Regions from separate parts of the Homo sapiens genome. Here all the other regions are linked to region 1. The links are chromatin loops, found by intact Hi-C in ENCODE. Cell type or tissue: PC-3. All regions are shown on one strand. Region 1 has its middle 20 kb from the start of FASLG. Region 2 has its middle 32 kb from the start of FASLG. Region 3 has its middle 61 kb from the start of FASLG.

Evidence for each region. Peaks named below come from ENCODE experiments on the same cell type or tissue, not always from the same donor. Only the 100,000 strongest peaks of a DNase experiment are listed, where the experiment ranks them.
Region 2: it touches region 1 in a loop (4-fold over the local background); 9 of 110 quality-filtered maps call a loop at or near these places.
Region 3: a loop joins it to region 1, with 4 times the contacts of the local background. A loop is called at or near these places in 11 of 110 quality-filtered maps.

Annotation. Positions count from the first base shown.
Region 1 is chr1:172,637,707-172,640,206 of GRCh38, forward strand. No RefSeq gene overlaps it. Among named protein-coding and RNA genes, the nearest start is that of FASLG, 20 kb to the right of the region's middle. RefSeq lists an enhancer at 831-2,030. In PC-3, no CTCF peak of the experiment used is centred here; DNase peaks (open chromatin) are centred at 5, 1,305 and 2,005; H3K4me3 peaks cover 1,846 bases; H3K27ac peaks cover 2,500 bases.
Region 2 is chr1:172,690,073-172,692,572 of GRCh38, forward strand. No RefSeq gene overlaps it. Among named protein-coding and RNA genes, the nearest start is that of FASLG, 32 kb to the left of the region's middle. In PC-3, no CTCF peak of the experiment used is centred here; a DNase peak (open chromatin) is centred at 1,049; H3K27ac peaks cover 403 bases.
Region 3 is chr1:172,718,825-172,721,324 of GRCh38, forward strand. No RefSeq gene overlaps it. Among named protein-coding and RNA genes, the nearest start is that of FASLG, 61 kb to the left of the region's middle. In PC-3, CTCF peaks have their summits at 993 (motif pointing left) and 1,197; a DNase peak (open chromatin) is centred at 1,007.

The DNA.
Region 1 (2,500 bases):
ACTGTGGGAGGGCATAAATACACTGGAAGGCATGACTCATTGTAGGGGGGTGTTTTGGAGACTCATTATCTTGGTGGAATTTTTAAACTAGACATTCTGAACCTAGGCTAGAGGTTGCAAACTCATTTATCTACATGGAACTGGCAGATGATTATGAGCAAGGAAGGCCTGAAGCAAGACAATTGGGACTGGGGCAGACTGTGCTGGACTGAAGAACACAGGTGTTATTAAAGGGGCACTTACTGCTCAGCACCAGCCGACTTTGCCTTACGAGACTACAGGCCCCTTGTTACTGCATCCTCTGAATTTTTAAAGGAAATTCGGCAACCTGGGTTTTTATACAAAATATCTTAATATGAAAAACCTGTTATTGGTCAAGCAAAACACTTCTGTGTTTAGCTTGTGGGCTGCTAGCTTGTGAACACTATTCTAGATCTCCAAGGTAACATCCACACGCATTAGCACAGCACACAAGGCCCTCATGACCTGCGGGGGCTACCTTGCCTGGCAGTCCAGCCTCATTTCTCACTCCTCTCTAACATTTGTGCATTCAGCAAGTATTTATTAATGCCTCCTTGTACCAAGTCTATTCTACGTTCTGGGGATGTAGCAGAGAGTAAAACAAAGTCCCTGCCCTCAGGGGGCTTACATTGTAGTTGGAGACAGACAATAAACAAAGAATTGTGTAAAATATCAGATGGCACTAAGTACCATAGAGAAAAATAAAGCCAGGTGAACCCTAGCTGGCAGGTTGCACAACATATCTTGCTCTCTTTTCATGCTCTCTTGTCTGCCTTGAATGACTCTTTTTCCTTTCAGCTTAACTGCCTTCTACCTATTGTATCACTTGGGGGCCTAGCTTGAGGGTTACAACCTCTGACACCTGTGATCCTGCAAGTGTGAAATTGATGACCGCCCTCCTTGCTTGTAAGGTACTTGTGTCTACTCTTACCATACGGTTATAACTGTTTTTTAAAGTTTATAGTTACTTTTCCATATCCCCCACTAGATAGTGAGTAAATTGAGGGTTTCTGCATATTCTTAAATTTTCCACGGATCTTTGTTGACTAAATGAACAGTCTCTTTGGAAAGATCTTCAAGGAAGGAGCTGCTTGGTGGGAGAAGAATTCTCCTGTCCTCTGTTTTTCTTTTCCTTTTCCAATAAGAAAGTTTCTTTCCTCTGCTCTCAAAGCACAAAACTATGCATGAGGTTATTTGAAAACCAAGTAAAAGGACATGGTTTGTGTCCTGTGGTTTGGGGGCTGGTTATTCATGAGTGTGAAATGTCTTACATTTTCAGTGAGTCACAGGAATGCAACTTTACCTGGTTGTGAGACATCAATACACTCATTCTGTTTGCATATTCATACACACACTCATGCATGAAAAAAGATGAAACACGTCCTTTATATCTACAGGCTGGGACTTATCTCTATGCATTTCACTAGGCAGATAAACAGGATGCACACTTATAATCGACAAAAATCAAACACTAAAATCTACTCCTGGCACTGCTCTATATCTACCCAGTATCTTTGACTTTCTGTGTGCTGTGGTTGTGTCTGGCTTCTGCTGCCTGGGCTTCCGGTGTGTGAAGCCTCCTTTGTCTAACATTCTGAGATCCCCTGTGAGTGTGACTGAGGCTGGCTTGGTTTTCTAGAAGACCCAGGAGTGGTTCTCCCTCTGCCCTGCATGTTGCTGCCCTATGGAACAAGATGACGGCTGAATTTCTGTTGCTTGGTGGAGTACACACATGTTCCACTGCATTCTGGAACGCTTGAGCTCTCGAGCCCAGACCGCAGAGTGCTGTGGGCAGATCAGTCTCTGATCTGTCTCATCTCTGGAAACCCTGATTCTCGTTATGTCAGAGCCTCTCCAAAGGAAAGTAACCAGGGTAGAATCCTGCATGAGGAGAGGAGCAGCCTTGGGCGGCAGGTGACTGCCTGTGAAGCTTGTGCCCTGGAAGGTTGGCTGTGGATAAATATCCACCCAAGGGCATAGCATGTGTGTGCCTTGCCTTTTAAGGGAGGGCTGGTTGAGGAACAGGATGGTCTGTTGTGGTTGCAGCTCCATGAGCAGACTAAGCCAGGCTGGCAGGAATGCCCAGAGGGTTCTGAGCAAACTTAGCAACGAGGATTCAGGTCACTTACCAGATTGACCATTTCTCTTTAATTGGTAATTTTCTTCATATGATGCTTCCAATAAAATGTGCCCAAAGGTTTTGTTGTTGTTATTTGTTTAAAAATAAAGCTAAAATAAATGGAGATAATAATTCTTTAAGCCCCATGTCAAATTCAGCCTTCCCCATGAAATATTTCTTCAGTTCCCAACTCTGTTCTTTCCTCCTTCTCCAGTCTAAATATGCCATCTCTCTTCTTTAACACAGTACTAATTTGGAGTCTTCTTAAAGTGTTTCTCGCACTTTCTCTTTTTAATGTAGTTACTGTTACATAAGAACTTCTCAGCTTCAGTGCTGTTTTTCTGACCGTGGACAATCAGG
Region 2 (2,500 bases), 52 kb after region 1:
TGTACATGGGCCCATTTGGCGATGACCGGGGTGGCTAGGGAAAGAGGCTAAGTGGTGTCCACAGAATGGGATGTCCTATCCACTTGATTATTAAACTCCTCCTCTGCTAAGGTCACCTCTGCTAAGGTGAGCACTCACATGGGATACAAATATCTTTACGGTTTTTGACCACTCAGAGAGGTCCATCCACATACCTCTTCCCCAAATTTCTTTGTCACCAATTTTCCAATCATGCTTCTTCCAAGTCCCTGAATATCCAGCTAAACTATTGGCTACAGTCCATGAATCAGTATATAATCACACATCTGGCTATTTCTCCTTCCATGCAAAGTGCACAACCAGGTGCACTGCTCGAAGTTCTGTCCACTGGGAAGATTTTCCTTTACCGCTGTCCTTCAGGAATGTCCTGGAAAGGGGTTGTAGTGCTGCAGCTGTCCACTTTCAGGTGGTGCCTGCGTATCGTGCAGAACCATATGTGAAACAGGCCGTAGTCTTCTCTTCCTCTGTCAATTGATCATAGGGAACTCCCCATGAGGCCATTGGCACAGGCTGGGGGAGAGAAGGCAGGTGGCAGGAGTGGAGAACATGGGCATTTGAACCACTTCCTCATGTAACTTACTTGCGCCTTCAGGATCTGCTCAAACACGATCATGTATATAGCACTTCCATCTGATGATGGAATGCTGCTGTGCATGACCCACTTTATGGCTAGATGGGTCAGAAAGTCTCCAGTTCATGATAGGCAGTTCAGGTCACCATGATGACTTGATGACCCATAGCTAAACGTTCAGTATCCACCAAAGCCCAGTAACAGACCAAGAGCTGCCTCTCAAAAGGAGAGTAGTTATCTGCAGAAGATGGCAGGGACTTGCTCCAAAATCCTAGAGGCCTCCACTGTGATTCACCTATGGAAGCCTGCCAGAGGTTCCAAACAGCATCCCTATCTGCCACTGAAACCTCAAGCACCATTGGATCTGCTGGGTCATATGGCCTAAGTGGCAGAGCAGCTTGCACAGCAGCCTGTACCTATTGCAGAGCTTTCTCCTGTTCTGGACCCCACTCAAAACTGAGAGACTTTTGAGTCACTCGATAAATAGGCTGGAGTAACACACCCAAATGAGGAATGTGTTGCCTCCAAAATCCCAATAGGCCCACTAGGCATTGTGCCTGTTTCTTGGTTGTAGGAGGGGCCAAATTCAGCAATTTATCTTTTACCTTAGAAAGAATATCTCAACAGGCCCCACACCACTGGACCCCTAGAAATTTTACTGAGGTAGAAGTTCCCTGGATTTTAGTCAGATTTATTTCCCATCCTCTGGCATGCAAATGTCTCACTAATAAGTCCAGTGTGTTTGCTACTTCTTGCTTACTGGATCCAATCAGCATAATGTCATCAATGTAATGGACCAGTGTGATATCTTGTGGAAGCAAAAAGTGATCAAGGTCTCTTGGATTATAACCCAAAGCCAGAGAGTTGATACACCCTGAGGTAGGACAGCAAAGGCATATTGCTGGCCTTGCCAGCTGAAGGCAAATTGCTTCTGGTGGGCCTTATGGACAGGAATGGAGAAAAAGACATTTACCAAGTCAATGATGGTGTACCAGGTACCAGGAGATGTGTTAGTTTGCTCAAGCAATGAAACCACCTCTGGTACAGCAGCTGCAATTGGAGTCACCACTTGGTTAAGCTTATGATAATCCACTGTCATTCCGCAAGATCCATCTGTCTTCTGCACAGCTCAAATGGGAGAGTTGAATGAGAATGTGGTGGGAATCACAACCCCTGCATCTTTCAAGTCCTTGATGGTGGCACTAATCTCCACAGTCCCTCCAGGGATGCGACACTGTTTTTGATTTACTGTTTTTCTAGGTAGAGGCAGCTCTAATGGCTTCCATTTGGCCTTTTCCACCATGGTAGCCCTCGCCCTACCAGTCAGGGAGCCAATGTGGGGGTTCTACCAGCTGCTAAGTATGTCTATGCCAACTATGCATTCTGGCACTTGGGAAATGACCACAGGATGTGTCTGGGGACCCATTGAAATCACTGTAAGTTGGACCTGAGCTAAAACTCCATTAATTACCTGACCTCCATAAGCCCCTACCCTTAACTGGAGGACCACAATGACGTTTTGGGTCCCCTGGAACCAATGTCAGCTCAAAGACAGTGTCTAGTAGTCCCTGAAATGTCTGACCATTTCCCTTTCCCCAATGCACAGTTACCCTGGTAAAAGGCTGGAGGTCTCTTTGGGGACGGATGGGAGAAAAATTCACTGCATAAATTTCTGGTAATGTAGTGGGGTCCTTTCTCAAGGGGACCTGGGCTCCCATTCATTCAAGGGGTTCTGGGTCTGTAAACTGACTCAAGTCTGGAAATTGATTGAGGGGCTGTGATTCTCTGTTTTTATAATTCAAATTAGTCTTTTGTCTTTTTGACCTAGAAGTTTTCTGTTTGTATAATTTAAGTAGGAATGCAGTAGGCTTCCTATCAATTTCACTTCTA
Region 3 (2,500 bases), 81 kb after region 1:
AGAGAAAAATGATGCTATCAGGCATCCAACAATAGTAGGGTGGTTGTGAAGCGCTTAGCAAAGTGCCTGACCCTTGGAAGAACTAGAAAAAGATAACCAGTGATTATTATGCTGGTGTGAATGTGGAACCACTGTTTCAGCCTAGAAGTGCCACCTCACCTTTTCTTCTTTCATCTGTAATTCCTGCCTCTCCTCTTTACCACATCTGGAGAACTGGATTCTAGCCTTGGTGCTGTGTCTGAATTGCTGTGTGGCCTTGGCCAAGTCGCTCAATTCCTGTCTGTCAAAAGAGAAGTTTGAATGAAATATGAGCTGAGGCACGTCTCCAGAAATAAAGTGGCTTTTTTTTTTCTTGGCTCCCTGGAAAGCCTTACATAAAGTCGGTCATTTGGGGAGATGTTTGCGGTTTAACTTGAAGAAAAGACTTTGAAGTCAGGCATATCTGGACTTGCTTGGCATCTGCTAGTGCTATGATAGTAGGGAACTTAATCACTCTGAGCTTCAGCCTCCTTTATGGTACAAAGAAAGGAGTGATAAATAATACCTTTCAAGCCTGACTTAAATGAATATGATAGAGTTCAAATGAGGCACAAAAATTTATACACTGGCAGAACGAATAGAACAGTGACTTGCATTTAAAAAATGTATGTTGATTATTTCATCTGCTTTCGTTTTCAACATCCTATCATTTGTCTGATGATTTCATATTTTTCCCCTTCAGGGATATTGAGATGTTGGAAAGCTAAATTGGGAGGATACCTTTGGATGTATCATGATGTGAAATCAGAGGGCACATGTCTCCCTCCCCTACCAGGCTGATGATCATCACATATAGGGCTAAATGAAAAATAAGTAAATATTCAACCAATATTAGTAAATATTCAATCGATATCCCTCCTTTTCTTCTCTCTTTCTTTTCTGGATTTTTGTTTTGTTTTTGTTTGTTTTTTTTTTTTAAATCCCTGCACATACCTTTGGCTCACTGGTTCTACCTAGTGGCAATTGTAGGTATTACTTAAGCTTGATGGTGGCATCAGTCTTTAAAGAAGTGTATGATCCTTAAAGCCGAACAGAGTCCTGAAGTTGAGATCCTGCCCTATCCCAACTGTGGAGCATCAGCAGTGAGGCTCAATGCTGGGGGAGCTTGGAAGAAACGTGTCCTGATAATGAGTGCTTGAATTCTTCTGCCAGTTGGCAGCTTAGTCAGCAAAACCAGGTTTTGGGGACTGGAATTTTGTAATACAACAGTGCTTTTTACCTTAACAAGCTGAGATGAACTGATTAAGATGAGTGTGAAAATCTGAGGGGAACATAAATTGGAGAGCAGGGGTTATTGAGCTGGTAGATGAGATTGACAAGACAGCTCCCTAGCTCCTATAGAATAGCGGCTGTTATTGGCAGGATCCTCAGGTGCAACCATGTGTCCAAACACCTGAGTGCTCTGTATTAATGTAAAAATGTTGATGATGTACTAAACCTCCAAAGACTTTGAAATAATACTTTCTATGGCATTCCTATCACTGTAGGAACAGGATAGATTATTTTACAAGTACAAACACTTCAATAATGGAAAGGATAGAATGCAGAATTGTTTTAGTTTCAAAAGACTGCAGGACTTCTTTGCTCTCTAGGTGGTAAATACAATGGAGGAAGATGTGTCCTCAGGGTTAATTCCAGCAGGCCTGGAATTAGCCTGAGGCATTTTGCTAAAGTTCCCGCATGGCACTACCCTGGTTACTGAATACTAGTGTTGCTCTGAGGAGTGTGAGGCAGTTTGTACTGGCTTGTGAGAGTAAGATTGTTGATTTGCACTTGATGTTAGTGAGCTTTCTGGAGGGCTCTGCTATTGGGTTGGTTGCATAGCAGGAATATGTGGGGTTTTTTGTTTGTTTGTTTGTTTTGTTTTGAGATGGAGTCTCATTCTGTCACCCAGGCTGGAGTGCAGTGGCACTATCTCAGCTCACTGCAGCCTCTGCCTCCTGGGATGCAACGATTCTCCTGATTTAGCCTCCTGAGTAGCTGGAATTACAGGTACATGCCACTAGAACCGAGTAATTTTTGTATTTTTGGTAGAGACAGGGTTTCACCACGTTTTCCAGGCTGGTCTCCAACCCCTGACCTCAGGTGATCCACCTGCCTTGGCCTCCCAAAGTGCTAGGATTACAGGTGTGAGCCACTGTGCCCAGCCAGGAATATGCGTTTTTGATCAGCAAAATATGTGTATAAAAGAACAACCCTCAGTTGAGATTCCATTTTGGGCTTTCTGGTTCCAAGTTGTTCCATGCATTTGTAATTGGAGAAAGTGTGTTCAGTCACAGCCTTCACAGAGCGGGTATAGTAGGAGCCTGTACCTGGTCTCCCCAGAGCCGTTCCTGTAAGTCAGGCTTTAGCCATGATGTATATCCTTATATTAATGCTGTTACAATAGTGTATCCTTTGTGTGAACCATCATCATTTTGGGTCCTGTGACTCTTCTTTGGCAGTCCAGCCCTGTTTAACT